Regions from separate parts of the Mus musculus genome. Here region 1 is linked to region 2. Evidence: chromatin loops called from intact Hi-C (ENCODE). Cell type or tissue: heart. All regions are shown on one strand. Each heading gives the region's core, and the rest is flanking DNA. Links, peaks and the distances in the headings are about the cores only.

The links. Peaks named below come from ENCODE experiments on the same cell type or tissue, not always from the same donor. Only the 100,000 strongest peaks of a DNase experiment are listed, where the experiment ranks them.
Region 1: it touches region 2 in a loop (2.3-fold over the local background); 1 of 42 quality-filtered maps calls a loop at or near these places.

Annotation. Positions count from the first base shown.
Region 1 is chr1:54,830,955-54,846,613 of GRCm38, reverse strand. The region is part of intron 1 of Ankrd44 (ankyrin repeat domain 44); the gene reads left to right. Among named protein-coding and RNA genes, the nearest start is that of Ankrd44, 88 kb to the left of the region's middle. In heart, for the core only: no CTCF peak of the experiment used is centred there; a DNase peak (open chromatin) is centred at 8,763.
Region 2 is chr1:54,882,392-54,898,050 of GRCm38, reverse strand. The region is part of intron 1 of Ankrd44 (ankyrin repeat domain 44); the gene reads left to right. Among named protein-coding and RNA genes, the nearest start is that of Ankrd44, 36 kb to the left of the region's middle. In heart, for the core only: no CTCF peak of the experiment used is centred there; a DNase peak (open chromatin) is centred at 9,370.

The sequences.
Region 1 (15,659 bases), core at 7,738-10,237, 51 kb after region 2:
TCTTTATCTTGCTTGGCTGTGCTCCAGACTATCAAGAAGTCATATCTTCTAAAATTGTTGTTTCAGTTTATATTAAAAAAATATTTTATAACAAAAATAGTATTATGACCTGGGGGGATGACTCACTGGGTTGAGTGCCAGCCTTACAGGGGGAAGTTTGATCCCACATCTACATAAAAGCCTTTGGGTAGCAGCGTAGCATCCAACTCTAACCTCAGAACAGGGCAGTGGGACGGGAGGAGAGAGGTGGTCCCTGGAACCAGGCTAGCTCAATTAGTGTCTTCTTGGTTCAGTGAGACCTTGCCTCAAATAATACAGAAGAGGGTGACTGAGGAAGACATCTGACTTTGACCCATGGAGTCCACGTGTGTGCTCATGCATTCATACGCACAGGTGCATATACGTATTAATATGCACATAGACTTCCAAGTGATGTTATAGGAACTGCAAGAAGTTACAGAAGAGGGAGAGCCACAGCTCTGCTCAGTGTGTCAGTAGAGGTCTTCCAGCCCTGCTCCCTGTGCATCCTTCTGCAATAGGAAGCTGCACTCACACTGTTAGGCATTGTTCTGTTTTTATAGTATGGCAAAACACACCTTGCACACCATTTTGACAGTTTTAGATGCAGTGCACAGTGTCATCCAGCTCATTTGGTTGTTATCACTATCTGCTTCCAAAGCATTTCATTGCCTTAGAAAGAAACTCTGTATCGTTAAACAGCTGCTTTCCCTTTCCTCTTATTCCTAGCCCCTAGGTTTGAGCATTTCACATAAATGAAATCTGGCAACAAAGTAGCCTTTTGTGTCTGGCTTCTTTTATTTAGTATAAAATATTCAAAGTTCACTCATGTTCTCCAACATTATGTACTATATTTTCTCTTATGGCTGAGAAATATTCTGTCACTTGTCCACACTACATTTTGTTTATTCATCCACTGATGTTAATTGATGGGCTCCTACCTCTTACCTGTTTCTGCTTTTTAGCTACAGTATATATTGTTACTGTGAAAGTACACCCAGTTTGAATTCTGGTTTTCAATTCTTTGGGTTATGTATTTAGGAGTGAGATTTCTGGTCTCATTGATAATTCTGTGTTTAACTGGTTGAGGGACCATCTAGCTATTATCTACAGCAGCTACATTGTTTATAGGCATAATTATCAATACACTTGTTTTCTCACATACTCACCTATATTTGTATTTTGTCTGTCTGCTGTTTCTTCCTTTTATTTTAGCCATTAATATTTATGGTATCTCATGATGGCTTGGACTTACCTTCTCTAACACCCAATAATTGATGGGCCTTTTCATGTGCTGTTTGGTCATTCTGTCTGTTGTGGGTTTGCACGTTTTTGGTTATTTAATAACTCTGTCAGCTTTGATCTTTCTGCTATTACCAATAGCATTACAAACAATCTGAAGTAAAAATTGTCTGATCCTCTCTTTGAAGTGGTAATCAGAGTTAAAGGAGTAACTTTTCTGAGGTATTCACCAAAGAATTAGACTCCACATCCCATATGCACAGACATATCACTTGGGGTTTTCAAAGTGCTGATGTAAAAGATTTCATGTCATGGGGCTTACTGGGTGGTAGGTAATTTAACCTAACTGTTAGCTTGAACTCTTCTGTAGTTATTTAGGTCTTGGAACAAAAAAAGAAAGAAAAAGAGGTGTTTTAGAACTGTGCACAATTGGCCCACCACTCTGCTGTGACCAGCTGCAAGCACAAGGGTTCTCCGGCTCTCTGGGCTGTGTGTGGTAGGCCAGTGATTCTGCTGGACTGTCAGTGTGAGCTTCTCTTACCAAGACCTCCTCAGAGGATATTTTTCCTCATAAAGTCAGATATTCCCTGCTTCTCACTAGTAGGGAGTTAGTAATTTTGAACCCATGTTTTCTAGTGAGGCATGAAGCCTTGTGACTTTCCCTTAGTGACCTAACATCCCAGTGAATGAGGTTATCCCAAACCAGGTCTCTAGACGCTCAGATAATTTCTTTCTGTTTCCCTCCTGGCCTTGTTACCACATTCTTGTTTGGTTATGATTCAAAAGCCAGAATGTTGTCATGTAGTGCCAAATATATTCAGAGATAGCTCCAAGTGGGAACAAGCCCCCACATGTCTGGGCAGGCCATTTCTATCTCATCCTTGGCTTTACTGCCTTGGCCAAGTGTAGTTCTGTCCCTGATGCTAGGAAGGCAGCCAGATCCTCCTGAGTCAGAACAATGGGGCCATGATCTCAAAGGAACCACCTATACTAACTAGTATACATTATATATATAAATGCCAGAATAAATTGCCTATATTAGGGGTAATGTGATGTTGGTGAAGGGTAGGGTGTGATGTCACCAGAAAAGGAGTGACCTTGGTTCCAGCCCATTGACCATGGGGGCCTAAGATCTCACCACCCTGATACTGTGTATTGGGTCTTCATCTTTGTGGTTGGCCCCATGTAGCAGATGTCAAGGGTAGTGGTGGTTTTTATTTCTAGTTTTATTACCAAATAGAAGCAAAAGCAACTGGACTCAACCTAAACTCAACTCATTGCCCTTACTAGAAGTCCCGATTTTCTGCAGTTTGACTGTCAAGAGTATGTTTTCAAACTTGCTGTTTGGAAACTTCCAGCTTAGCATCCTGGAAGTAAATTTTGTTTTCCTAATGTTTAAAAAAATGCTCAGAGACAACTTTAAACCAGTCAGGTGAAAATGAGAATCCTAGAGGTCTCTGTAGGTCTCTCAGCCTATATATTTCACAGCACTTTACGAGAATGCTTGCTCCGTCTGTGGAACTTCCTCACTGAGGCACCTCTGTCAGTGTTGGCATAATGTGCAGGCAGCTTATGTACTGGGCTCTCAAATTATATTTGCTAAAAATATGTTGGAGTTTAAAGTACACCATTAAACATGTAGCTAAATGAATTTAGACATGTTCTAAACATAATTGTAGCATTGAGAGGAAGCTCAACACTGGGGTGACTGTCAACATCAACATTTTCAGAGTTTTTGCTAGAAAAGGATTTAGCTAGGTGTGCTGACACATGGTGTAATCCCAGCACTGGGGAGGTGGCTGCAGAAGGAGTAGGAGTTCAAGGCCAGCTTCAGCTACTTAAGTTTGAGGCCACCTGGGCTGCCTACATGGGACTATCTCAAAAGCAAGCAAGCAAGCAAGCAAGCAAGCAAGCAAGCAAGCAAGCAAGCAAGCAAGCAAGCAAGCAGACTTGATGATTTTGTTAAATCTTAACTGCTTAAGCTTCAGCGCTACTTTCTTTCTCCACGTTATTCATGCTGTTTTCCAGATGGAGGGGGACAGTGTGAATGATTGCTCACAGCCATATGTGTGAGTGAGCACATGTGTTTACATGCATGCTGCTCAGCAGTAAACACAGGAATGATGGGACAAAAGGACCCAGGGGACAGTCCCAAGCTTACGCTGCCTGAAATCCCACATTAAATCACTCTCAGGGTAATGCTGTGGGTGCCTAAGCCTGGATTCCTTTACATCTTTAAGGAGCTGTGTAGAGATGAGGGGCATGGGAGAGGAAAGTGCTCAGAAACCCAGGGACCCCTGGTCGTCACGCCACATGAACACATGTTGAACAGCAGCCTGGTGCTGTCGTTCATTTGTCAAACACCTTCCCCCTCTTTTGTGTGCCCTAGCCCCTATCTAGGTCTTGTTCAAGTGATGCCTCCTCCCTAGGCTGACTCCTGTGCTGTCCTGGTCAGTTAAACAAGACTTCTGGGATGGTTGAACAGAGGAGAGCCCTCTGAGCTCTCTGCAGTCTATCTTGGTGCAGAGGGAAACCTGGCAGCTCTTGCCTCGGGTCTGGGGAACTCTGGAGTACCATCTTGCACATTTGTGTTGTCTACATGGGGCATCCTTATTTGCCCAACTCTATTGGGCATTCTCCGAGGAATGGACTACAATATACATTTCTTTTGTGTATTTTATAAAAATAGCATACCATAGGCATTCATAAAATGCTTTCAGCTCTGTAGCTCTTCTTTGTGCAACACATGGCCAGGCTATGTTACAATATGTCTGTATTTCTAGAACACTATATCCCTGTAAAGAAATTAGGTAATCCTGTAGCTTAACTGGGAGATAACCACAGTATGTTGTTGTTCTTACAGGTTTTAAGAGAGGGATGTAGTAAGAGCCCACTTTAGTGATAACTCAATATCTTATGTATTGGTATTTTTGTGTTCAACAGCAGCATCCAGGAAATGTGTCAAAGAGTATATATTAGTCTATTATTATGGGTGATAGGAATGGTTATCAAGGTTTTCTTTACCTGACTTTGTATTGTTGTAGTAAAAAATTACTTAAGATATAACCTAGCAAACACAAGACAAAGAGACAATGCATAAGGGTTTGATGCCCCCTTGTCATTTTTTTCTGGTTTTGAAACTGCATGATTGAAAAAAAAAAGGTATCTTCTAAGTTTTGAGTTGGGAACTAAATATAGAGAAAGGTACTACACATTTGCTGCTGTTCTTCATTTAGCTCATAGCACAAGGAGATCCTCCTCTGTTAGTGAGACCTGGACTGAGCAAGCAGTACTCAAACCGGAAGCACCAGGCTGTGATCTTGTGGTCGTGCTGCGGATGAGTAACAGGTCCTGCAGATGTGGGATGTGCTACCTTCAGAGGCCCTGCAACTTCCGGTCTCTGTCAAGGGAGCATCGCACAGCTAGCAACTGGCTTTCCCCAGCAAAGAGGATCACAGCTCTACTACACTCCTCCAGCAACCTCCTGCTGGTGCCTGGGCTGGCTGCTGCAGAGAGCCCTGCACTCTGCCCAGTCAGTGAGAGTCTTTAGGCAGCTCCAATGGAGTGGGCTGCTCAGACCAATCTAAAGGTGTGGAGAGCACATGTACCCTTTAGATTGCAGACTGGTCACAGAGACCCTGTTTCCTTGCATAGTTGAGGAATACCCATCCCTGAGAGCTCTCTCCTAAACTGGTACTGTCATCTTCTCCCTTGTGTCACATTTCTCTTAGCTTTTACACAATCTACTACGAGGCTTATTATTTGGAAAAAAAAACAACTCTTTTTTTTAAATTAATAAGCATTCTATTAATTTTTATTAGGTATTTTCTTTATTTACATTTCAAATGTTATTCCCTTTCCTAGTTTCCCCTCTGAAAACTCCCTATCCCTTGCCCTCCTCCCCCTGCTCCCCAACACACCCACTCTTGCTTCCTGGCCCTGACAGTCTCCTATACTGGGGCATAGAACGTTCACAGGACCAAGGGCCCCTCCTCCCATTGATGACTGACTAGGCCATCCTCTGCTACATGTGTAGCTAGGGCCATGAGTCCCACCGTGTGTTTTCTTTGGTTGGTGCTCTGGGGGTACTGGTTAGTTCATATTGTTGTTCCTCCTAGGGGGCTGCAAACCCCTTCAGCTCCTTGGGTTCTTTCTCTAGCTCCTTCATTGGGGACCCTGTGCTCCATCCAATGGATGGCTGTGAGCATCCACTTCTGTATTTTTCAGGCACTGGCAGAGCCTCTCAGGAGACAGCTATATCTAAGACAGGGTCTCGTGTAGCTCAGGCTGGACTTTAACTTATCTATTAGCTGAGGATAACTTTGAACTCCCAATCCTTTGCCTTTACTTTCCAAGTGCTGAGATTATAGGTATGTGCTACACCATGCCTGGCTCTACAGTTCTTCTTTTTCTTTTTCTTTTTTTTCTTCTTTTCTTTTTCATGAAACACTTTGTTTTTATGTGCATGCACCTGCTTACATGTATGTGCACAATGTTCATACAGTGTCCATGGATGCCAGAGAAGGGTGTTGGTTCCCTTGGAGCTGGAGGTATAGACAACTGTGAACTGTGTGATGAAGGAGCTGAGAATCAAATGTGGGTCCTCTATAAGATCTGCAGTTCTCACTGAGGTGCCTCTCCAGCCCCCCAAACTCAACTCTCAAGTCACCCTCCCCCTGCAAAAACAGATTACAGCTTGCCAATTCTACAGAAGAGAGTCCAAATGTAATAGGCAGCTTTATCCTCAGCTTCTGTGATCTTACCCCACTGACTTCTTTCCCTCCATCCATTCACCCATGTTCACCATGGAGAAAACTGTTCCTTCTACTCACACCCTTCAAAGCGTGAAGGTGCTTGCTCTCTTTCCACTGACACCCCATCTTTTTAAACCCTCACCAACCTCCAGTCCTTAATTCAAAGGCTGCATCTTCCAGAGGGCCAGACACAGTTTCTCTCTCATTCATGTTACATATGCTGTGTGCTTCCTGTTACGTGTTAGAGCTCTCAAGGGAAGGATGGCAAGTTTCATATGCTTAGTAAATCACTGTGGACCAGGACTGAGTGTGGTTGTCAGAATGCACTTGAGTCATGTTTTGAAAACATCCCTTATCAGTACCTGGGTGGATTGTAGTTAGAGAAATAAAGTAAATATGAACGGGGCCACTGTCTTTGAAAGGAAGTCAGATAGGCCTATCTGCTTCTGTAAGAGTTCCCATTTCCCATACCAACTGCTTTCCAGCCCCACAGGCTCCTCTCTCTTCCTGCTGTCTTATCATTTCCCTTAGACATCTGTCAATGAAGGCCCTTGCTATGATTTTGTTTGGAGAAGCCAAAGATGCTTCCCAGAAGACTGTAGTCTTAGATTCAGGCTCTTAGTGATGTTCCTGGCGTTGTGGGTAGCAGGGCATCTTCTAGTCATTGCAGGCAGAGGTGATTCAGGCTTGATTTGAGTGTCAGCACACCAAGGCAACTGACAGCAGTTTGCACAGTCCCTAGTCCTCCATTTGTAGAGACATAGTGAGAGCTGAACTGTCATATCTTCCTTCTACAAAATGCTAATGGAGATCAAAGAGGAATCCACAGACAAGGAGGACAGGGCTCAGGAGGAGCTCATGTAAGCTGTGGAAAGGGATGCTTGTGTAAACATTGGCTTGCTGCTACTTTCGAAGAACTCAGACTATAATAGATTTCAGACAAGCTCAGTTTGGAGTTTTCCAGAATCATGAGTGACTTAGTTTGACTAAGTGAGTCTATGTTGTTCAATGGTAGTCCACTCCTTCCCCAGTCAGCAAGATTCATTAGGTCCTAAGGAATGGCTTTTGTATCTACATGGTGATCTTGTATTTAATGCAACTTAAATTGCCTTATTCATCTTCTGACTTCTGAGGCTGCTGCAATTATAACTGCTTAAGTGGCCACCATGAGAAAAGCATGCCATGATAATAGGTCATTTTTTGGCATACATTTTTTATAAAGGAGGAATTTAAAACATATTATCCCTTATGATAAGGGAGAGGTGTATTAGCTATTAACAAAAGTCACATTTTATACCCTACAATTGAAAACTGCTTTATGTCTCTGAACAAAGACATTTTGCTGAGTGTTGAAAAAAAGCCATCGTTAAGGTTTTCCCCACCACAAAGATCTCCAAAATGGCTTGTATTGATTAACATCATTAAACCACCATATTTGAGCTGGGCGGTGGTGGCGCATGCCTTTACTCCCAGCACTTGTGAGGCAGAGGCAGAGGCAGCTGGATTTCTGAGTTCGAGGCCAGCCTGGTCTACAAAGTGAGTTCCAGGACAGCCAGGGATATACAGAGAAACCCTGTCTCGAAAAACCAAAAAAAAAAAAAAAAGAAACCCACCATATTTGAAATGTGATTTGATATGCTGTAAGGTACAGTTGTAGAAAGAATGTAAGCAAAACAGCTAGGAAATAAAGCCTCTAGACAAATTGGTAAAACAGGAACTTAAAGAATGATTTATATGTTCTGTTTGTTTCACTAAGAATATTCTGATTTACATATTCTGTCCACAGTGTTCTCTTGGTTCCACTGTGTTCTTACTCAAATAGGTTGTTAAACATTACATTTATTTGTGTGTATGCACCCATATGCACAAGTGCGCCGTGGTGTATACACGAAGGTCAGAGGATGGCTAACTCAGGGCAGTTCTCCCCTTCCGTCAAGTGGGCTCCAGGGGCGGAACTCAGAGCATCAGGCTTCTTGGCAAGGGCCTTTATCTGTGGAGCCATCTCCCTTGTCCCGGTTCTCTTTAAAAGTTCTCTCCCCAACACTATTTAATTAACTTAGCTAGGGTTTAGATTAGATCTCCAGCCATTTGAAACTAGACAGAGTTTTAAAAAAAAAAGATCTGTGTTGTTGGCAGCAGATCCTGATGGAAATATGGAGCCTGGCAAAGCGTGTCTGCCGTGTTTTGTTTTCCGTTTCTCTTTATGGATATGGCCTATTTTTGAAATGTTATGATTTCGATTCAGTGCTCAAGTGTCAAGCCTGACAAAACAGAGCTTACACATGCAGAGGTTCTGTGTGTGGGGTGGGATGGGATGGGAGTGTTCCAGAGCTAAAGGAAGTAACCTCGATTTCACCTGGAAACATTCACGTCTTGGGGCAGGAACTCTGGGCTATCTATAAAGAGAGAAGGAAAGTAGCCAAGATACTGAGCCAAACTTGCATCCAGGAACAGAGCAGGCATTAAAGAGTTGAAAAGAGTGTCCGTAGTTTCCACCGCATCCCTGTAGGTCATTCTTGGCGAACCTGTCACAAGGCAGACCAGAAAACGCCTTCCTGCGGTAGCTTAAATTGTGACAATCGTCTTCCCACTGGGTCTCCAGCTCCAGGGTCTCCTCCTCCAGCACACAAGTTGTGGCCAGAGCACACGCTTGCGAAAGCTCCATGCCTTTCTCTTGCTCAAGACCTGAGTTCCTGTTTGTCCGAAGATTAGGTTAGAACTCCTTTTGCTGGCTCAGTGCTTCTCCCGGCCAGCCACTTACTCTTCCACCCAATTCCTTTGAGAGCTCTATTCTTAGCCCACCCGTCACAGACCTCACCTTACAGCCTGCTCTCCAGCTTTTTGGTGACACATATCCTCAAAAGTCTCCCTTCCTCTATTTTGTTTTCTGACATTGTGTTTCAGTGTTAGCTTTTAAAGAGTAGTCATATCAGGTTTGGTGGTAGTGGATACATGCCTTTAATCCCAGCATTCGGGAGGCAGGGGCAGGGGCAGGGGCAGGCAGATCTCTGTGAGTTTGAGGCTAGCCTGGTCTACAGAACTAGTTCTAGGATAGCCAAGGCTACACAAATAAACCTTGTCTCACACTACCCCCACAAAAAAGAAATAAAATCTGTACTACTGTGTAGTGTGACTATCCATGCATCATAGAGACTGTATCCTCCATTTGGTAATGCTTTGTAGGCTACTAGGTATTTAGTATTTGGGCACAGTGGCTCACACCCATAATCATAGTATGTAAGAGTTCTATTGAGAGCAGTAGGCCAACCTGGGTTACATAGTAAGTTCTAGACCAGCCTGAGTTATATGTAGCAAGGTCTTGTCTCAAAAAACAAATTAACACCCCCAAGCAAAAATAAAAGTAAAACAAGATGGGAGTATGTAGAAACTGAGGCTGGATTGGTCTTAGGCTATCATAGCTATTACGTCATTCATGCCTCATTTGCGTGGCCTGTGAGAGAAGCCTCTGACTGGGCAGCATTAGGAGATCATAAATCTTTCGATTCAGTTCTCACTCGCAGATAAACTGTTTGACTCTTCAGAGGTCCAAACAGGGAGGTCATTTCCTCTGTAACCAAGAGATCACCAAAGGCGGCCTAACTACACGTTTGTTTGCTAACCTTCAGCAGTAAGATCAGTTCCCAGTTCTATCAAGCAGGGATAAATAAATACACAGCACATTTCAAAGTCAGCATATGTTAAATCTATAAAAGAATGGGCCCACCATTTTCATGCATGTATGTAATATTCTTTGCTCATAATCATCTGTGCACTATGACACAGCTTGGTCAAAGAGAGGTGGTGTATTTTGTTAGTAAGTTTCTATTATGTGGCTTTTTGAGTTAGAGTTCATACAGAAGAGCTGTGTGATATTCTTGAGGTTTTTCCAGTGCAGCTGAGATGAATTCAGGCTGTTGGATTTCTGCTCTCTCCTAGCAGGGGCAGCCCTTCTGCCTCAGAGCTGCTGTTGCATGGATTAGGGCCCTAATCTGATGGTTGTCCTACAGTTGTATTATTTTACTTAATAATAATAATAATAGTATATCATAATAACATTATATATTATATGAAATGTAGAGTATATTAATAACATAATATATAACATTACATATAAATGTGTACAATAAAATTCTTATCATTGTGTGTGTGTATGTATATATGTGCATGGAAATCAGAGAACAGCTTTGGGAGTCCTTCAGTCACGGATTCCAGGGATTAAACTCAAATTCAGGTCTTCTGGCTTGCCTGGCAAGCCTTTTTACCCACTCAGCCATCTCACTAGCTCTTACTCTACAGTCTTAGAGGAAATCTATTCATCCAGTTTGTAGGATGGTCACAAGGAAACTCACTGTAAAAACATTTGAGCTTTTTACCTCCAAATCAGAAAGGACCCTTGACTTCATGGCGGGAACACTAGGCCTCTGGCCTTGTATGCAGTTGTCGAGTGTGTCTTGTAAAATGGCTACTATTAGCTCATCTTAGAGATGAGGAGACTCTGCTTGGGAGACTCCCAGTCAACTGGCTTTACAGCAGCAGTCTCCCTACTGTGGTAAAAGAGCAATCATCGGTCAGGAAAATCAGTCTTGCCTCAGGGTTCAGTTTAACTGATCTGTGGTTTCAACATTTCTTTTTGCCCAGCTTCTCCTTTCATGTTCTTCAGTAGCTAGTAGGAGAGTTGACGTATCTGGACTTCATGTTATCTTGGGCTGTCTGTCCTCTGGGGAAGATGAGTGTCCTTAGAGAGCAGAGCAGAGTGGAGGAGCATCAGGAGAGCAGAGGAGCAGCAAAGCATGTGACTGTCCCCCAGCTTGGGACTTGGTCCTCAGAACCCACTGCCGAGCCGCTGCCTCTGTGTTGTTTCCATTTTGAAGAGGTTAGGTGATAATTTACCCAGTTTCTGATTAAACATGCTTCATTTTTCATTCTACTTAAGTAGAGGACTTCTTACTATAACTTGGGATTTTATGTATTTTCTTTTTCTTTCTGGTAAATACCTGGAAATATTATAAACACTGACTTTGTAACATGTGCCATAGAAACTCTTTCTCTCCACATTCCCTCCCTCCCTTCTTTCCTTCCTTCCTGTGTGGTTCATGTGTGTGGGTTCACATTTATATGTGTGTCTGTGTGTGTGCATATGTGTGTATGTTTGCGCATATGTATATGTGTATGTGCATGTGTGTATAAGTGTGTATGTGTGTGCACATGTGGGTGTATGTGCCTATGTGTGTGTATGTGTGTATGTGTTTATGTGTGTACGAGGGCATAGACTAAAGGATGATGTTGGTACCATTCCTCAAGCACTGTCTCTCCCCCTCTTTTTTTTTTTTTTTTTTTTCCAGAAACAGGGTCTTGGAGCTCTCTGAGTAGATGAGGCAGGCTAAGCTCTGGCCTAAGCACTGGGGTGACAATGGTGACTCATCAGGACTTGCTTTTTTTTTCTTTCTTTCTTTTACAAATGTGGGTTCTGATGATGAAGTTATCCTTTTACTGAGTCCAGCCTTTCCTAATTAATTAATTATTAATTAAGAGATGGGTACTTGCTGCTTTCCACACTGATCTGAAACTCATGATCTTCTCCTCCCACCTCCCTGCATAACCCAAGTACCGGGTTCCCAGTGTGAGCCACCACACCCAGCTGAGAGCCGTTTTCAAACGCTGACTGCCTCACTCCATAATTACGAATTATGCTCATAAGGACTGAGTGTATTCCGTCTGGGTCTTACAGTACTTAGGGAGACAGCTTTGATTTTCATGATCATCATCATCTTATGATGGGGGGAGCTCCCCAGGTAAGATGATCTACAGTCGGGAAGCACTCAACAGAGCCCATATCTGGACATCCCATATCTGGACATCCCATATCTGGACATCCCATATCTGGACATCCCATATCTGGACATCACATATCTGGGCATCCCATATCTGGACATCACATATCTGGACATCCCATATCTGGACATCCCATATCTGGACATCCCATATCTGGACATCCCATATCTGGACATCCCATATCTGGACATCCCATATCTGGACATCCCATATCTGGACATCCCATATCTGGACATCCCATATCTGGACATCCCATATCTGGACATCCCATATCTGGACATCCCATATCTGGGCCTGCTGGTGAGAACACTGCACGTTCTGTTCATTAAACCAAGTGACTTGAGCAAATTTTATTATCCCTTTGCAAAAATGCAAGCTCTGCCCGTTTCTTAGTGAAGTGTTCCAGGTTACTCACATAAGCTGGTGGTTTTATGTGGCCAGAGTATTGGTGTGTCAGCGATTAGGTACCAATACCATGCCCCCATCCTTCCTCGGTGATGCCCTGTGCCCAGAATGCTCAAGCATAGGCAGATGTTTAGGAATACCAATGCTAGTGGCTATTGATTGATCCCAGCATCCTTTCCTGATCGGAATACAAGATGCTCGCTTTTTTACATTTGAGGTCTTTAGCCACAGGATCTCATCAGAGAAAGGCAGGCAGCACACCAGGGATGTGGAGCACAATGCTAGGGCAACTTCTAGATGTGTTTGGATTTATTACCCCTGGCTTGGTCTTGGTCTCAGGGAGCCCCTCTCCCCTGCTTCTCATCCAAAGGCTGCTTAGATTGAAAAAAGCTTGCAGCTAACCACAGGAAGGCCACGTGGGCTCAGCAGAAGTCTAATTAGTGGTTTCCATAGAGCACATGAATTTTGTTGTCGTTATATTGATTAGACCCTCATGCATGCTAGGTTAATAATCTACCAAGGAGATACGCCCCTAGACTCAAGCTTATCAGTTTGTTTCCCCCCCCCTGCCAGCTGCTCTGACTGAACCCAGAATGAAGCACCTTCTCCAGCCCCGGACTTTGTTCTTAATTGGATGGCAGAATTGAGAGAAGGATTGAATTGTGTTTTTTTTTTGTTGTTGTTGTTGTTTCTATGTTGATGTGTGGTGCATGTATGTGCTCATGTTTGTATGTGTGGAGGCAAGTGCCTGTGGAGGACAGAGGTCGATGTCCAGTGATTTCCTTATCACTCTCCACCTCATTATTTTCATTTTGTTATGAAGCCCTGGCTGTCTGAGAACTCACTATGCAGACCAGGTTGACCTTGAACTCACAGAGCTGTGCTATCACACTGGCCTCCACCTTATTTTTTGAGGAAGGGTTTCTCACTGGGCATGGACCTCCTCCATTGAGCTAGGTGGGCTGGCCAGTGGCTTGGTGGATCTCCCCGTCTCTGTGCCCCGCCTCCAGCACTGTGCCTGTTTTTCATGAGTGCTGGAGATCTGAACTCGGGTCCTCGTGCCTGTGTGGCATCGACTTTACCAATTGAGTTATCCCTTTGTTCTCTAATTGTGTTTTCAAATGATGAAAATGACACTCTCAAACCTAGGATTTATCCATATGGTCTCTTCCTAGTTCCGGAAACAATGGGCCCTCATGGCTCAGTAGAAAAGTGGGGTTTAAACAATACTGTTTGATCTTTTTCTTTCATTTACTTTACCTTTTTTTTTTTTTTTGGTGTGTTCATGGTTGTGTGTGTGTGTGTTTGTGTGTGTGTGTGTATGTGTGTCTGCTTCTCTCTAAGAACTTTCTTAAAGCTGAAGTGGACCATTTAATTCCCTTCCTTCCCTTTATATACCACCTGTACATTGATAGGATAACAAATTACTATCTTGCGCCCCCTAGTGGAATTATAGCCCTACTTCATATTTGGGAATAATGTCTCACAGGTCTTACTTTTGAAAATGAAATTTCCTCCCTCCCTCCCTCCCTCCCTCCCTCCCTCCCTCCCTCCCTCCCTCCCTCCCTCCCTCCCTCCCTCTGTCCCTCCCTGGTTTGTTTCCCAAAGCTGAGAATTAAAAAGAACAATTCTTCTGTACTAGGATGAAAGGGCTGTGAGAAGGAGAAGTGGCTTTCTGCTGAGTCTTTATTTTTTTGTGTATGTTTGCTACAGAACTCACAATGGCTATCAAATACAAGGAGCCCTCTGCTCCTCTCTGCTCTCCATACAGGCCATGTGTCATCAGCCTGTCTGCCAGTCACCTCTAAATGTGTCTGTCCTCCCTTCCAGGAAAGATGGGAGTGGATGGAAGTGGGAACAAGTCCCCATCCAAATACCCTGCCCCGACCCCTTATGCCACTGGGAAGCCAGACTGGGAATGGCAGCTGCCTTCTGGGTCACTCAGGGGATGGTGCTAGTATTCACGGCCTGTGCAAGCATTGCCAGGGTGTAGCTGCTGAGGTGCAAAGCAAATCCTAGTAATATAAGTTGAAGTAACTGCTGCATCACTGAAAATACTCTCTTTCTCCCGTTATGGTTTTTTCACAATTTTGACTCTTGAGAGTGAGTTCACCAAATCCTGCACTGCACAGCCTTACATTGCCTATATTTGGACTAAGGTATTTGGAGTTTTTAAAAGAATACAATAGTGTCTCCTTACCTGCAGGGTATGTATCCCTAGCACCCCAGTGAGGGCCTGAAACCACGGATTGTACCACACCCAGTGTGTACGACGCTTTCTTTTAATCATGTGTGTTTGTACTTCTTTATGACCACACTTGATTTATAGATTAACAGTAATGATCAGTAATCAAATACAGCAATTATGCTGTAATAAAATGACCACCACCACTACTGCTACGTTTTGGGGACATTGATAAATAAGGGACACTTGAACATAGCGACAGATGATCTGATTGCTGAGGTAGCACCGAGACTCGCGGGCAGGTAGTGTGTTCTCATCCTAGGCAGGATAGAGCAAGGTGGCACAACATTTTGTGATGCTTTTTAGAATGATGCATAATGTAAAAGAAGAAAAATGTTTATTTTTGGAATCTTCCATTTAATATTTTTGAACTGAAGTTGACAGCCCCTGACTGAAAGCTATGTAGAGCAAACTGTGGGTAGCGGAGACCCATTGAACTGTGCACCCCAAGGCACAGCCTTGTGCCGGGGAAGCTTCTCTTTTAAGGCTTAGCACCACTAAGGCAAAAACTGGGAATGCTATAATGATGAATAGGTGGCAGAGGTAACCCTCCAGTACTGATGGAGAAAAGATTGTAATTAGAATAATCGTGCAGGTAAATGTTTACCCGAGGTTGAATTCCCAAAGAACAGAATTCCCTGAGTATTTTCTGACTGTGTTCTCCGTGGGAGAGAGAGTGAAGGAGAGAAAGGAAGAGAGAGGCCCCTAAGTCTATAAAAGAGCACGACTTCCCGGAGAGTCACTGCAAACATGCAGTCTTTTTTTTTTTTTTCTCCTTTTACTAGGTATTTAGCTCATTTACATTTCCAATGCTATACCAAAAGTCCCCCATACCCACCCACCCCCACTCCCCTACCCACCCACTCCCCCTTTTTGGCCCTGGCGTTCCCCTGTACTGGGGCATACAAAGTTTGCGTGTCCAATGGGCCTCTCTTTCCAGTGATGGCCGACTAGGCCATCTTTTGATACATATGCAGCTAGAGTCAAGAGCTCCAGGGTACTGGTTAGTTCATAATGTTGTTCCACCTATAGGGTTGCAGATCCCTTTAGCTCCTTGGGTTCTTTCTCTAGCTCCTCCATTGGGAGCCCTGTGATCCATCCATTAGCTGACTGTGAGCATCCACTTCTGTGTTTGCTAGGCCCCGGCACAGTCTTTATGCAAG
Region 2 (15,659 bases), core at 8,312-10,811:
TCTGCAGGTAGGGAGAAAGTAGACGGGAAAGGTGTGGTGACTAGCCTTTGTGCATACAGAGGGTTAGTGATACCCTTTTGTCTGTTTATTTTGTATTGCTGGGGACTGAACCTCTGAACCCAGGGCCTTGCCTATGCCAGGCAAACTCTTCTACCCCTGAGTCATGCACTCAGCATCAAGTGATTCTCCTAACTGCCCCACAGGAAGATTCCTCTCTTCCAACCATGTTCAAAAGCCCGGGACTGTCATTCAGTTTGTGTAGGGGTGGAGGGAAAGCCCAAGTTTTAGAATATAAAATGGTTAAAAACTGCAGAGCTTTAAAGTTTGTTTAATCAGTCCTTATCCTTGGCTTCCTTAGTCAGGTAGAGTTGAGCTTGGCTTGTATGTCAGTGGCTTAACTGGCTCTTTTAAAGATGAGATTTCAACTGTAATTTTCCATTCTCCCGTGCCCTCTGGCATCTTTGTAGAATGCTCTTAGCTGTTATTTGAGGCCTTCCAAGAATTATCAAAATGAAACGGCTCCTTCAGCTTTAATGCCAGTGCTTAGCCAGACGGACTGGGGAGGATGGCGCTTTGTGGGGGTTGCCCTTCACGTGTACCAGTGTCTCCCTGAACTTAGGCTTGAGCACAGCATGCACGCACGGTGCCAGCAGTGGCCAGAAGAGGACATTGACTCCACTGCAATGAAACTACAGATGGTTGAGAGCTGCTGTGTAGGTGCTGAGAATTAAATCTAAGTCCTCTTAACCACTGTGCTGTTTCTACATGAGGTGCCACGGTGGAGAATTCTTTAGATGGCCACCTCAGGTTGGTCCCCTTCGTACTCAGCTGCAAAGCCCTTATAAGCTTCCTCTACCCGCCTAGCAGTTGTTTCTTCTGCTTAGAGAGCTATCATTTGGTTTCCTCCTGAAGATCATTTCTATATAGGGATAGGTCGTGTGCTCTACATTTAGTATACAGTAAAATACTTTACTGTTGGATTTAATTTGTGAAAAACGGAGGTGATTCAAATTGGCTTCTGTTGTTATCTGCTCATTGCCAAAGGGTTGAAATAACAGCTTTCTTTTGGTCTGTGTTGTTAATCCATGGAAAGTCATACTCTCCCAAGTAATAAAGGGAAGTGACAGCCAGCCATTGTGTGTGTGTGTGGCAACATTTATTATGCTACATTCATAAATGGTCTGTATTACAATATTCTTTACATATGAGAAACCCTACACTTAGGACTTAAGAATCACAAAGCAAACACCCAATCACCTTTATTATACAAGGCAGAGGCAGCTTAAAGAAATAAATGAAAAGGGCAACCTGAGCTTTCAGTTTTAAAATGCTTTCACTAATGACGCTTGCTTGCGTTTCTGTGGGTGCAATAGGAGGAAACCGCCTGGCTCGTGGAGCATGTTAACGAGGCGGTTTGCTCTTGTTTGGATTGGGGCTGGTGTGTGCTGAATTCCGTGGGTGGCTCACTGGGCCTTCTCAGTGTGCCTAAGATATTTTGGCTGCTGACTCTTGTCATTTTTGTCGGGGAGCCAGCTGTCCTTTTATTCTGTAAGTGGTGATGATGGTTACTGCAAAATGGCTTTGGTGTCTTTTAAAGCAAATTGTGATTTTCTTTTTTCTTTTTCCTTGAGACAAGGACCCATGTGTTCTAAGCTGGCCTAGAACTTACTGTGTATCTAAGACTGACTCTGAATTTCGGATCCTCTTGCCTCTATTATGGGCTCACACCCTCAAGCCCTGTTTATTTAATGCTGGATATCCAGGGCCTCCTGTGTTCGAGGCAGCACTTTACCCTGAGCTAAATCCCCATCCCAAATAGTGAAGGCACTGAGGAGCCTTGTATTAGTCAGGGTTCTCTAGAGTCACAGAACTTATGGATAGTCTCTAGATAATAAAGGAATTTATTGATGACTTACAGTCGGCAGCTCAATTCCCAACAATCGTTCAGTCACAGCTGTGAATGGAAGTCCAAGGATCTAGCAGTTACTCAGTCTCACGCAGCAAGCAGGCGAAGGAGCAGGAGCAAGAGCTAGACTCCCTTCTTCCAATGTCCTTATATTGTCTCCAGCAAAAGGTGTAGCCCAGATTAAAGGTGTGTTCCACCACACCTTTAATCCCAGATGAAAGGCATAGCCCAGATTAAAGGTGTGTTCCTTAACTCGGAGATTCAATCTTCTGGAATCCATAGCCACTATGGCTCAAGATCTTCAAACCAAGATCCAGATAAGGATCTCCAAGCCTCCAGATAAGGGTCACTGGTGAGCCTTCCAATTCCGAATTGTAGTTCATTCCAAATATTGTCAAGTTGACAACCAGGAATAGCCACTACAATCCACCCCTTGTCAACTTGACACAAATAATATCTCATGTTCACATGAAACAATAACAAGGTTGTAAATACGCCTAACATGATATAACTATCCCTCGTACAATCGCAAACGCATTAGTAAATTTACAATGGGCATTCATATTACTTTATAATCCTCGTTTCTGCAACTGGTTACGTGGCCTTAATTGGTATTTATAACTACCTTCCTCTACTACCCATTCTGTATTTCCTTCACCTTCAGCCAGCACCTCAGCAGGTCTTGGCTCTTTTCCTGGAGGATTGACCCATACCTTCATTCCTGATGGGTCTGCGTCCTTTGTCATCCTGCTTGGATTAGGCTGTTGTAGTTTCCCATTGACTTTAATCACAGGACATGGTAGTACTAAGAGACGCCCTAAGGGATCTCCTGCACTCCAGACATAATCTTGCTTACCACCATTGTGAAGAGGTAATCCAATTTCCCCATGGTAATCTGGATCTATCACCCCTCCTAACACTGTTATTCCTTTTTTAGCCTGTTGGTTTAAGGGCATTAGAAGCCCAAAATGACCAGGGGGAAGTCTGAGCTTCCAGTTCAATGAAATGTTTGTTGTAGCTCCTGGTAGGAGCACTCCCCTCTCTGGAGCCAAAACTTCTAAGCCAGCAGAACCTAGAGTTATGGGGACAGGAAGCAAAAATTTTCCTAGAGGGTCACTAGGAGTGATAGTAAGTGGAACTATTCCGTTTTCCACCCCTTGATTCCTGGACCCATGAATCCTGGCTATGGGTGAAACTGTACCATATATCGAGCGCTGATTCAAAGCATATACTGCCTTCTGAAGAACTCTGCCCCAACCTTCCAAGCTGTTACCACCTAATTGGCACTGTAACTGCGTCTTCAAAAGGCCATTCCATCTTTCTATCAGACCAGCTGCTTCAGGATGATGGGGAATGTGGTAAGACCAGTGAATTCCATGATCGTGAGCCCACTGTCGTACTTCTCTGGCTGTGAAATGAGTTCCTTGGTCAGAAGCAATACTGTGTGGAATACCATGACGATAGATGAGGCATTCTGTCAGTCCGTGAATGGTGGTTTTAGCAGAGGCATTACGTGCAGGAAAGGCAAATCCATAACCAGAATAAGTATCTACTCCAGTAAGAACAAAACGCTGTCCTTTCCACGAAGGAAGTGGTCCAATGTAGTCAACCTGCCACCAGGTTGCTGGCTGGTCACCTCGAGGAATGGTGCCATATCTGGGGCTCAGTGTTGGTTTCTGCTGTTGGCAGATCTGGCAATCAGCAGCAGCAGTAGCCAGGTCAGCTTTGGTGAGTGGAAGCCCGTGTTGCTGAGCCCAAGCATAACCTCCATCTCGACCACCATGACCACTTTGTTCATGTGCCCATTGAGCAATGACAGGGATGGCTGGGGAGAGAGGCTGACTGTCCACAGAACGGGTCATCTTATCCACTTGATTATTGAACTCCTCCTCGGCTGAAGTCACCTTTTGGTGAGCATTTACATGGGACACAAATATCTTCACATCCTTTGCCCATTTGGAGAGATCTATCCACATACTTCTTCCCCAGATGTCTTTCTCACCAATTTTCCAATTGTGATCTTTCCAAGTCCCTGACCATCCAGCCAATCCATTGGCTACAGCCCATGAGTCAGTGAATAATCGTACATCTGGCCACTTCTTCTTACAAACAAACTGTAATACCATGTGTACTGCCCGAAGTTCTGCCCACTGTGAAGATTTCCCTTCACCTGTGTCTTTCAAGGTTGTCCCAGAAAGGGGTTGTAATGCTGCAGCTGTCCACTTCTGGGTGGTACCTGCATAACGTGCAGAGCCATCAGTAAACCAGGCTCTAGTCTTCTCCTCTTCGGTCAGTTGATCATAGGGAACACCCCATGAGGCTATAGGTGCATGCTTGGCAGCAGATGGCATTGTAACAGGAGTAGAAACCATAGGCATTTGAGCAACTTCTTCATGTAACTTGCTTGTGCCTTCAGGACCTGCTCTGGCCCGATCACGTATATACCACTTCCATTTGATAATAGACTGCTGCTGTGCGCGTCCCACTTTATGACTTGCAGGGTCTGATAGTACCCAGCTCATGATGGGTAGTTCAGGTCGCATAGTAACTTGGTGTCCTATTGTCAAACGTTCAGTTTCCACTAAGGCCCAATAGCAGGCCAAGAGCTGTTTTTCAAAGGGAGAATAGTTGTCTGCAGATGATGGTAGAGCTTTGCTCCAAAATCCCAAAGGTCTTTTCTGTGATTCACCTACAGGGGCCTGCCAGAGGCTCCAAACAGCATCTCTATCAGCCACAGATACCTCAAGTACCATCGGGTCTGCTGGGTCATATGGTCCAAGTGGTAGAGCAGCCTGCACAGCAGCCTGGACCTGTTGAAGGGCCTTCTCCTGTTCCAGGCCCCACACAAAGCTAGCAGCTTTCCGAGTCACTTGGTAAATAGGCCTAAGTAACACACCCAAGTGAGGGATGTGTTGTCTCCAGAATCCAAATAGACCCACTAAACGTTGTGCTTCTTTCTTGGTTGTAGGAGGGGCCAGGTGCAATAACTTATCTTTCACCTTAGAAGGAATATCTCTGCATGCCCCACACCACTGGACTCCTAAGAATTTCACTGAGGTAGATGGTCCTTGAATTTTGGTTGGATTTATTTCCCATCCTCTGATACGCATATGTGTTACCAATGAGTCCAAAGTGGTTGCTACTTCCTGCTCACTTGGTCCAATCAGCATAATGTCATCAATATAGTGCACCAATGTGATATTTTGTGGAAGATCCAAACGATCAAGATCCCTTCTAACTAAATTATGACACAGGGCAGGAGAGTTAATATATCCTTGAGGCAAAACTGTGAAGGTATACTGTTGGCCTTGCCAACTGAAAGCAAATTGCTTCTGGTGGTCCTTATGGACAGGTACTGAGAAGAAGGCATTTGCCAGATCAATAGCCGCATACCAGGTGCCAGGAGATGTGTTAATTTGCTCAAGTAAGGAAACTACATCTGGTACAGCAGCTGCAATTGGAGTTACTACCTGATTTAGTTTTCGGTAATCAACTGTCATTCTCCATGATCCATCTGTTTTCTGCACTGGCCAGATAGGAGAGTTAAATGGAGATGTGGTGGGAACCACCACCCCTGCATCTTTCAAGTCCTTGATAGTGGCAGTAATTTCTGCAATTCCTCCAGGAATACGATACTGTTTTTGATTCACTATTTTCTTTGGCAGAGGCAACTCTAAAGGCTTCCATTTGGCCTTTCCAACCATAATAGCCCTCACTCTACAGTTCAGGGAACCAATATGAGAATTCTGCCAATTTCTGAGTATATCTATCCCAATTATACATTCTGGAACTGGGGAAATCACCACAGGATGTGTCCGGGGACCTACTGGACCTACTGTGAGTCGGACATCAGTCAAAACTCCATTAATTACCTGCCCTCCATAAGCCCCTACTTTAACTGGAGGGCCACAATGTTTCTTGGGATCCCCTGGGATCAGTGTCAACTCAGAACCAGTATCCAGCAGACCCCGAAAAGTCTGATTATTTCCTTTTCCCCAGTGTACAGTTACCCTTGTAAAAGGCCGTAGGTCCCTCTGGGGAAGAACTGGAGAAAGGGTAACAGCAAAACCTTTGAGTGTCTTATCAAGATCCTTCCTCAGAGGAACCTGGCCACCCCTTCATTCAAGGGGTTCCGGATCTGCAAACTGTCTCAAGTCTGGAAATTGATTCACTGGCCGAGATTGCTGTTTACCACGATCTAATGTAGCCTTTCTTTCATTTGTTTGAGAATTTTCCTGCTTATACAGATCAAACAAATATGCAGTAGGCTTCCTATGTATTTCATTCCTGGAAACACCATGATTGATTAGCCAGTACCAAAGGTCCAAGCGAGTCATGCCATTATAAATTTCACCTCTCCTGTGCTGACCATTACTGGGTATGTTATTATAAACATTCTTTTGTCTACGCTGTCCATTATAATAACTAGGATCACCTTGTCTCCGGCGATTCAATGCTGCCACCTGGCCCTTGTTACCTCGGGATCCAACTAAACCCAGTGAATTTAATTCATCTAATTGAGCAGAAGCATCTCCAATGCTAAGATCTGGCACAAGGAAAAGGGAAAGAACAAAACCCTTCAAATGTGCTGGTGCCCCTCTCACCAATTTGCGTCTTATAGAGCTGGTGAAAGGCATATCTTCTGGACCTTCCCATTGTGGACAATTATGCTTTACACAATATATCCACTCTAGCATTGCAATTTCCCTAAGTCTTAAAATCCCTTCATCAACACTAAGCCACGGAATATCAGGCATCTCCAAGTCATTTCCAGTAGGCCATCTTTTGATAAACACCTCAGCCAACCATTCAAACAAACTTTTGACACCTTTTTTAACTATGCGAGCTTCCGTATTAAACCTAGAATCTCTACTCAGAGGACCCATGTCAATAAACTCAGCCTGCTCTAGTTTTATGTTCCTTCCACCCTTATCCCACACCCTTAAAATCCATTCCCACACATATTCACCAGGTTTCTGCTTGAATGAATTAGCAAACTCATTAAGCTCCTTAGTAGTGTAGCGAATTTCCTCATGGACTATACTTTCTACCTCCCCTCTAGGAGCCTGTTTTGCTTTGAGTCTGGTTACAGGTCTAGAAGAAACTATTGGTGGGCCGTGAGCAGACTCTGCAAAATTAATTTCCTCATGTGGGGAAGGCATTATTTCAAGAGGTGGGGCTGAGGGTACTACTTCCTCAGGTGGGGCAAACCCTTGAGAATCTGAGGATTCAAAATTCTCAGCTTCAACATGGTCTTCCCACACATCCCCGTCCCATGTTGTAGGATCCCATTCTTTGCCAATTAGAGCCCTTACTTTAACTGTCGACACACTCTGAGGCTGAGACTTGAATTTTCTCTGTAGTTCAGCCAACCTTACAATGAGAGTTTCTGTTTGATTTTCTGCAACTTGAGCTCTATTGCTACAAGAGAGAAGATTCTCCTCAAGGACACACTTAGCAACTTTTAGATCGTTTACTTGTGTCTGGAGCCTTTCGATTTTATCACACAACTCCTTCCTTTCATTCATCATTTTTTCCACAGATACTAAGAGCAGCCAGCCAGTAAAATCATTTTTCGATTTTTTTCCCATCTTGTAGAAAGCTTTGTGCACTGAATCACCTAATTCATTAAGAAAATCAAGGGCATTAGCTTCTTTAAGTTCGGAATATAGTTTCAACCATGGGTCTTCAAAATTCTCTGAGCTCCCAGGAGGGAGAGAATCTGGAGAGGTTTCAATATTTGAAAGTGCTGGTGGATCAACAAGCCAATTCCAGTATTTTAAAAGATTCATCCTTGTACTTCTGTTACTCTAGAACCACTCCTGGTACCAACTTCTGTATTAGTCAGGGTTCTCTAGAGTCACAGAACTTATGGATAGTCTCTAGATAATAAAGGAATTTATTGATGACTTACAGTCGGCAGCTCAATTCCCAACAATCGTTCAGTCACAGCTGTGAATGGAAGTCCAAGGATCTAGCAGTTACTCAGTCTCACGCAGCAAGCAGGCGAAGGAGCAGGAGCAAGAGCTAGACTCCCTTCTTCCAATGTCCTTATATTGTCTCCAGCAAAAGGTGTAGCCCAGATTAAAGGTGTGTTCCACCACACCTTTAATCCCAGATGAAAGGCATAGCCCAGATTAAAGGTGTGTTCCTTAACTCGGAGATTCAATCTTCTGGAATCCATAGCCACTATGGCTCAAGATCTTCAAACCAAGATCCAGATAAGGATCTCCAAGCCTCCAGATAAGGGTCACTGGTGAGCCTTCCAATTCCGAATTGTAGTTCATTCCAAATATTGTCAAGTTGACAACCAGGAATAGCCACTACAAGCCTATACAACCTGACCTGATAACTTTGACCTAGGTGTATGGCCCAAGTGTACAGAGTCTGGCGTTTGATTCTTCTTGAGCTAGAAGAATGGCACCTCCTTAGACTCAGCTGTTAGGAGGAGGTTATGATGATTCTCCCATTTGATTCTATTCTGTTTTGGTTTATTTGAGTCAAGGTCTTGGTGGGTAGCCCAGGCTGGCCTAGAGCTAATTCCCTGGCTTGAGTCCTCTGAGTGCTGGAGTTACAACAAGTGCCACCACACTGAGGCAAGGGTCTAACTTTACAAATGATGGGGAAGACTCTGGTGCCTGGACTTGTGTTGCCTTAATGACTGCACACAGGTGTGATGTGTGCGTGCTGGGTGACTGACACAGGAGATAAAACAGACTGCTTTCTCCTTCTGGAAAGGTGCCCGGCCTGAAGGATTGCTTTACATGTGATTTTGTATATATGTAAAAACTGCAACTAGAATCTCAGAAACATGGCTCATAATAGCAAAGGGACACCAAATCCCCACGGTTGCTCATATCAGGAAGTTTACAGTGCGTCCTAGGAAATGGCTGCTAGTGGGCACAGTGGTGAGCGCACATAATTTGACATATGCCAGGTAGAGTATGGAGGATCAAGCACTCAGGATTATCCTTATCTATGAAGTGAGTTCAAGGTCAGTCTGAGTTATATAAGATCTTATCTGAGTCTCTTCCCCCTAGCCCCCCAAGTGGCTAGTCAAACGAAAAAACAATGGCTGGATTCATAGTGTCTCGCGAGATGTGCGTTAGGCTGTGCAGTTGCTGGGCACTAACAAGGCAGGAACTGATTTAACTCTGATCTGTAGTGGTCTGAGCACAAACTAGCCAAGGCTGGAAGAATGATTCCACAGAGCTTTCTCCCTTCTGCACATGGTGGGGGCGAGCCTGTGTGCGTGCATGTGTGTTTTACGTGTTTTAGTATAGCTTCCACTTTTTTTTTGGCAAAGATGGTTGCTTGAATTTCTGCTCTAAAATCTTGAGCAGAGATAGCAGGAAGAGGGCATAATCTCTTCCTTTTAAGAGCGTTTTGTGGTCAAGGGCCCATTGGTCAGAACCAGTCACATGCTGACTTATCTGCAAGGGTGGTTGAGAAATAAATCTTCCCCTAGATAGGCATGTGCCTGTCTGAGTGTCTATTAGTGTGGAGGGAATGGAGAATGTACGTTTAGGAGACACCCAGGGCCTCTGCTGGGGAGGAATGCTGACGCTTGCCCCTTACGGCTGTGGTTCTCAGACATGCTTGAAATTGACACATGTCTCTTGGGAGGCATGATGATTATTCAGTGATTGCCCCAGCATGTCATGCAGTGCTCTCTTTCTGCTGAACGTTGGTGCTCAGACATCTATGTTAGGAAAGTAACTGTGGAATGTACTGTCATTCTTAAGTTAAAAGCACGGTGCTTTCTTTACGCATTCTTTTGTGGGAAGGTTGGACTTATTTTAGCAAGTAGAAGTTTTAATAGAGAATTTCCATGTGCACAAACCCACATGTGTCAAAACGAGAAAAGGCTTTGCAAAGGCTGACCTCCAGGGATGAAGTAAAAATATTTCATTCTGGATGGGAATTGGATTCTGGCACTGCCAGTGGTCAGTAGTTAGAGCTGATTTCATGGCGCTGATTCTAGGAACGGGGCCAAAACATTCAAAACTCACTTGTAGACCCTACTCCCCTCACTGACCATATTAACACACATTATAGTTTGGCTCTGGGCTCTGTAATGATTCTGTTAAAATAGAGCAATATTTCTTGTTTTTCTACAAGGAGATGGGGCCAGAACGCTCTGCCTTTATTCTCTCTGGCTACTTCCTGTCTGGATTTTGTTTATTGCTCTCTGCCCAGACTGCTCTGTCAGAGGGAACTATTACATGACCAAGAAGGTTTGTTTGTATAAAAGTGCTTGAATATTTTGTTTTAGATGACAGGGTGATCTGTCCCTGATATTTGGATTCTCGTTGTAAAGCCTAGCACGTATCATATTTGATAGAATTTAAGTTGAGAGTTCTAGTTATGTGTGTGCATTTTACATATCTGTTTTCCCTCCAGTTTTTTTCATATTCCCATCACACATGGAAAATATGGTTTTGATATTTGAGACTTTTTGGGTCCTAGTCTTCTCTTAGGGGAAGACTTGGACTTGTTTTTTTGTGAGTATCTCAGAATAATCCAGCAGGCCTCCCTGTCTCCTGTTGGCTTCATCATATATATTGTGGCTCAAAACATCTTTGTTTTGTTTTGTTTAGCCACAAAATGTCTTATATTCTCTGGGGTCCCCGTTGCAATTCCACATTAAATAGGAGATCAGTAGTAAATAGCTACAACAAAAGATATAGAGAGTCCACAGTCATCAAAGCTTCATCAATGGCACGGAGGTGGCAGGGGAAAGTTTGCTTTAGAAGAGGTTGTTTCGGGCTGGTGAGATGGCTCAGTGGGTAAGAGCACCCAACTGCTCTTCCGAAGGTCTGGAGTTCAAATCCCAGCAACCACATGGTGGCTCACAACCATCTGTAACGAGATCTGACTCCCTCTTCTAGAGTGTCTGAAGACAGCTACAGTGTACTTACATATAATCAATAAATAAATCTTTAAAAAAAAAAAAAAAAAAAAAAAAAAAGAAGAGGTTGTTTCTCTTCTGGTATTTTTATTTTGAGTTGGCAAGAAAGTGTTTGGTAAATTTCCCTTTGCAGGATTGTTTGCTTCAGGTCTCTGTGCATCTGCCCTAATTGTCTGTGGGGGAGCCCATTGAAATGCAGGATTTTGCTCAGACCACATAGAGTGACCTGTTTTCTTTATTAGGAGACACTAGTTTTAATAAGTTACTCTCTGCTTATGGATCCAGGGTGGTTGGTTATCTGCACTGGAGACACTTCAGGAGTTTTAGGGAGAGCCCAAGGAAGGCAGCCTCACTTGGTGGGTGGGGAGTCTCAGTGTTAGGGACCTGGTCCATTGGGCCCACAGTGATCTGCAGAGCATCTTGCCTGTTGAATTAAAGACCATGCATTGCAAGACAGTTAAACAAACAAACAAACAAACAAACAAACAAACAAAAAAGATTTGAAAAAGATTTGGAGGTAATGTGTAAACTTTCTCAAGTCCTCTCAGTGGGGTTAGATCAGCTTATACATAGATGGGAATTAGATGCTATGCAGTGGTCAGACAACCTTGGTAAAGGCAGGCAAGTGGAACTGAGACCCTAGCAATTGAAGGGCCACTGCTTCAGAACTGGATCTTAGCCTCCCAGATTCCTTCGCTGCCTGTGTTTGTTTTGCTTTGTAGATTGGCTTTAAGAAGGGGGCTGCCTCTTCTGGCCTGTTGTGTTCTCTGCTAGCCCTGGAAGGGGGATGGTAGAGCATGGGTGTCGGGGAGGGGTGAGGAAGAGGAGGATGTGGGGAGGAGTGGGAGGGGAGGCTGAGAGGAGAAGTAAGGAAGAGTTGGAGAAGCTACATCCAAGCTTATAGTGGCACCTGTGATACTAGAGTCCCAGGTCCATACTTCTTCAGCAATGGACATTATTGGCTCTATCAGAGTGTGGGATTCAAGGCTGCTTTGCCCAGTTTAAGAGCCTAGAAGGAAACTTTTGGGACTGTCTTCAGGTTTTAAAAGGAGGTTGAAACCTCAATCATGGAAATTGATTTCTTTGTATTAGTGTGTTGGAAGTTGCTCCTTAGAGATCTGGAGCATCTAGGGTTATCTACTTAAAGCAACAACTACATTCCTATCCCGCTAAGAGAGCTGAGGAAACAAAATGAGATATCTTGAAACACCATTTAAAAGAGCATGGAGCAATCACTAATCATTAAGGACCTTAATGCCAATCAAAGCTACAAAATGAGATGTGCCTCATATCCATTACAATGGCTATCCAACCAATTAACTGAAGAAAAGCCTAGATTAAACAGGAAATGATGCTGAGGAGAACTTGGAGAAGTGGGAAACCTTGTGAATTGCTGGGAGGAATTTAAAATGCTGTGGACTATACAATGGGACAATAGTATGGATCTTCCTTAAAACAGTTAAGCAGAATTGTTTCCAGCCAGTAATCCCATTTATAGGTGGTGCACCAACAGATGATCATAACAGATTATTTACAATGTCCTCAAACTGGAAGCAACTCACATTCTAGTGACAGATCAGTGGGTCAATAAAATGTATTTTAACTGTACACACAGGGTATTATTAATTAGCTTTTGAATGAGGGATTAAGCTGTAGATCAGTGGGGAAGTACTTGTTCTAGCATCCAATGGGGTCTTGGGTTCAATATTCTGTGCTGGAAAACAACCAACCAACCAACCAACCAACCCCAACCACCCACAGTCAAGTCAGGAAAGGTTGGTGTACATTCCAAAGCTGTGAAAGTAGCTGATGATCATGAAAATGAAGCAGTACCTGGACATGCCAGCCCAATTCTAAGAACAGTCTACGTACACAGGCTTGGGTTTAAAACACAGGTCCTCAACCTGAGCCCATCTTGGGACCTGCATGGTGGTGTGGCATGGCCATTGTACTCATGGGTTCACAGCAACTGTGGGGACCTGCATAAGACCTGCATAAGATGGGCCCTGTCAAAATTCTATCAGGCACTTTGAAGGCCCCACCCCCTCCTTTAGGAGCAACTAGCAATAAGATTACTGAGTGAACAGTCATTTTCTTTAGCAGTGTAGCCACCAAAAATTTCCCTATGTTCCTGTCAATATCCCATGGCCATTGCTCATGGAAACTATCTTAAACTCAGTGGGTGTGGTGGCATGAATATGCTTGGCCCAGGAAGAGGTACTATTAGAAGGCATGGCCTTGATTAAGTAGGTGTGGCCTTGTTGTGTTTGTTTGTTTGTTTGTTTTTTCGAGACAGGGTTTCTCTGTGTAGCCCTGGCTGTCCTGGAACTCACTCTGTAGACCAGGCTGGCCTCGAACTCAGGAATCTGCCTGCCTCTGCCTCCCAAGTGCTGGGATTGAAGGCGTGCACCATCACACCCGGCAGGCATGGCCTTGTTGGAGGAAGTGTGTCACTGTGGGTGTGGACTTTAAGACCCTCCTCCTAGCTGCCTGGAAGCCAGTCTTCTAGATGTCTTTAGATGAAGACATAGAATTTTCAACTCCTCCTGCACCATGCCTGCTTGAATGGTGCCACACTCCTGCCTTAATGATACTGGACTGAACCTCTGAACCTGTAAGCCAGCCCCAATTAAGTGTTGTCGTTATAAGAGTTGCCTAGGTCATGGTGTCTGTTCAGAGCAGCAAAACCCTAACTAAGACAGTGGGTCACAACAAAGCAAACAGAAAGACATGAAAGTGGAAGGGGGGATTGCTGGAAAGAAAGATTTAGTGAGCACGTGAAAAGAGTGAGAAGGAGTAACAATGTGGGGTGAAAACACCAAATTCAGTATTTACATGTATGAAACTGTCAAAGAATAAGACAAAAGCAATGAAGAACCTGGATGAAGCTTGACAGAATGGTTCAGGGAACATTATGTTCAGTGAAAGGAACTGGACATGAACTAACTAGATGACATGTACTGAGGTATCTAGGGTGGTCAGTTCATGGAAGTGGGAGGTATAAGAGTGACGACCAGGGTCTAGGGGAGAGGCACAGGATCTGTTGTTTGGAAAGCGTTTCAGGTGAACAGGTTCTAGAGGCGGAGAATTGTGGTGACTGCCTAAGAGAGTGCAGGGACTTCATTATAATTATAATTAGCCCATAGAGTTTGTTATGTACATTTTCCTATAATATAAAGGAATTGTATTAAAGTAATGAAGAATTCTAAGGTATGAAGAAAAATAAGTGGAGCCAAAAGAAGTTGTGATTCTTCCCTCCCCAATTCTTTTAGTTTTGTTATTATTATTTATTTTTACTTTGTACACTTTCAATGTTTTTTAAAGAATATCTCTTAACAACAACTGGCTCTGGACTTGGTGGTGTGTATGCCTGTAATCCAAGCACTTGAAGTGGAGGTAGAGCTGTGATATCTGTTCTCAACATAAAACCCCAAAGCAAAAACCCCTCAAAGACTTTTGTCAAATTATATTGAAATCAGAAATATCCAGCTCTGCCAGTGAAGTCTTCATTGATATCTGTGTTTGGCTGGATGATTTCCTGGGTAAAATGACCTAAAATGTACTCGGTCTCCTGCCCTGGGGAATTCTGGAAAGTGATAGCTGCCACCGTGCAGGTCCCAGGATGGGCTCAGGTTGAGGACCTGTGTTTTAAACCCAAGACTGTGTACGTAGACTGTTCTTAGAATTGGGCTGGCATGTCCAGGTACTGCTTCATTTTCATGATCATCGGCTACTTTCACAGCTTTGGAATGTACATCAACTCTCCCTTTCCTGAACCTTGGAGGTATCTGAGGCCTGAAGATAGCTTTTCTTCTTTCATTGTTGACTTTGTCTTTAAGCTTTGATCTCATGAGGCAGCTGAAGCCCCTGACAGGTCAGTTTGTTGTTAGTTGATGGTACCGTGACATTTAGGACTAGGGTCATGTGGGTAGCTCAAAGTTCACAGGAAGTAATTGGCCCACACTCTCAGCAGCTTGGCTTGTTTATAGGCTACAGCCTTGGGTCACTTCTCCTGTGTCATTTTCTAAAACAGCAAGGCCTTTGCTTTAAAGCTGTTTCAGCTGGGGTTAGAGTATTGGCTGTATATGATGCCTTAAACAGTGGCTCTTGAAGATGTCTGAGCACAGCATTCTGTTTCCTGTTCGTCTTGTCTTGTTTGGTTTCTTTCTGGTACAGTATGCCCTGGAGGCAGTGCTACAGGGTGCCCTGAAGGAAGTGTTACAGAGTGCCCTGGAGGCAGTGCTACAGTACAGTGTACCTTGGAGGCAGTGCTACAGTGTGCCCTGGAGGCAGTGCTACAGTACAGTGTACCTTGGAGGCAGTGCTACAGTGAGCTTTGGAGGCAGTGCTACAGTGTGCCCTGGAGGCAGTGCTACAGTACAGTGTACCTTGGAGGCAGTGCTACAGTGAGCTTTGGAGGCTGTGATACAGTGTGCCCTGGAGGCAGTGCTACAGTACAGTGTACCCTGGAGGCAGTGCTACAGTGTACCTTGGAGGCTGTGATACAGTGTGCCCTGGAGGCAGTGCTACAGTACAGTGTACCTTGGAGGCAGTGCTACAGTGTGCCCTGGAGGCGGTGCTACAGTGTACCCTGGAGGCAGTGCTACAGTGAGCTTTGGAAGCTGTGATACAGTGTGCCCTGGAGGCAGTGCTACAGTACAGTGTACCCTGGAGGCAGTGCTACAGTGTACCCTGGAGGCAGTGCTACAGTGTACCTGGAGGCAATGCTACGGTGTGCCCTGGAGGCAGTGCTACAGTGTGCCCTGGAGGCGGTGCTACAGTGTACCCTGGAGGCAGTGCTACAGTGAGCTTTGGAAGCTGTGATACAGTGTGCCCTGGAGG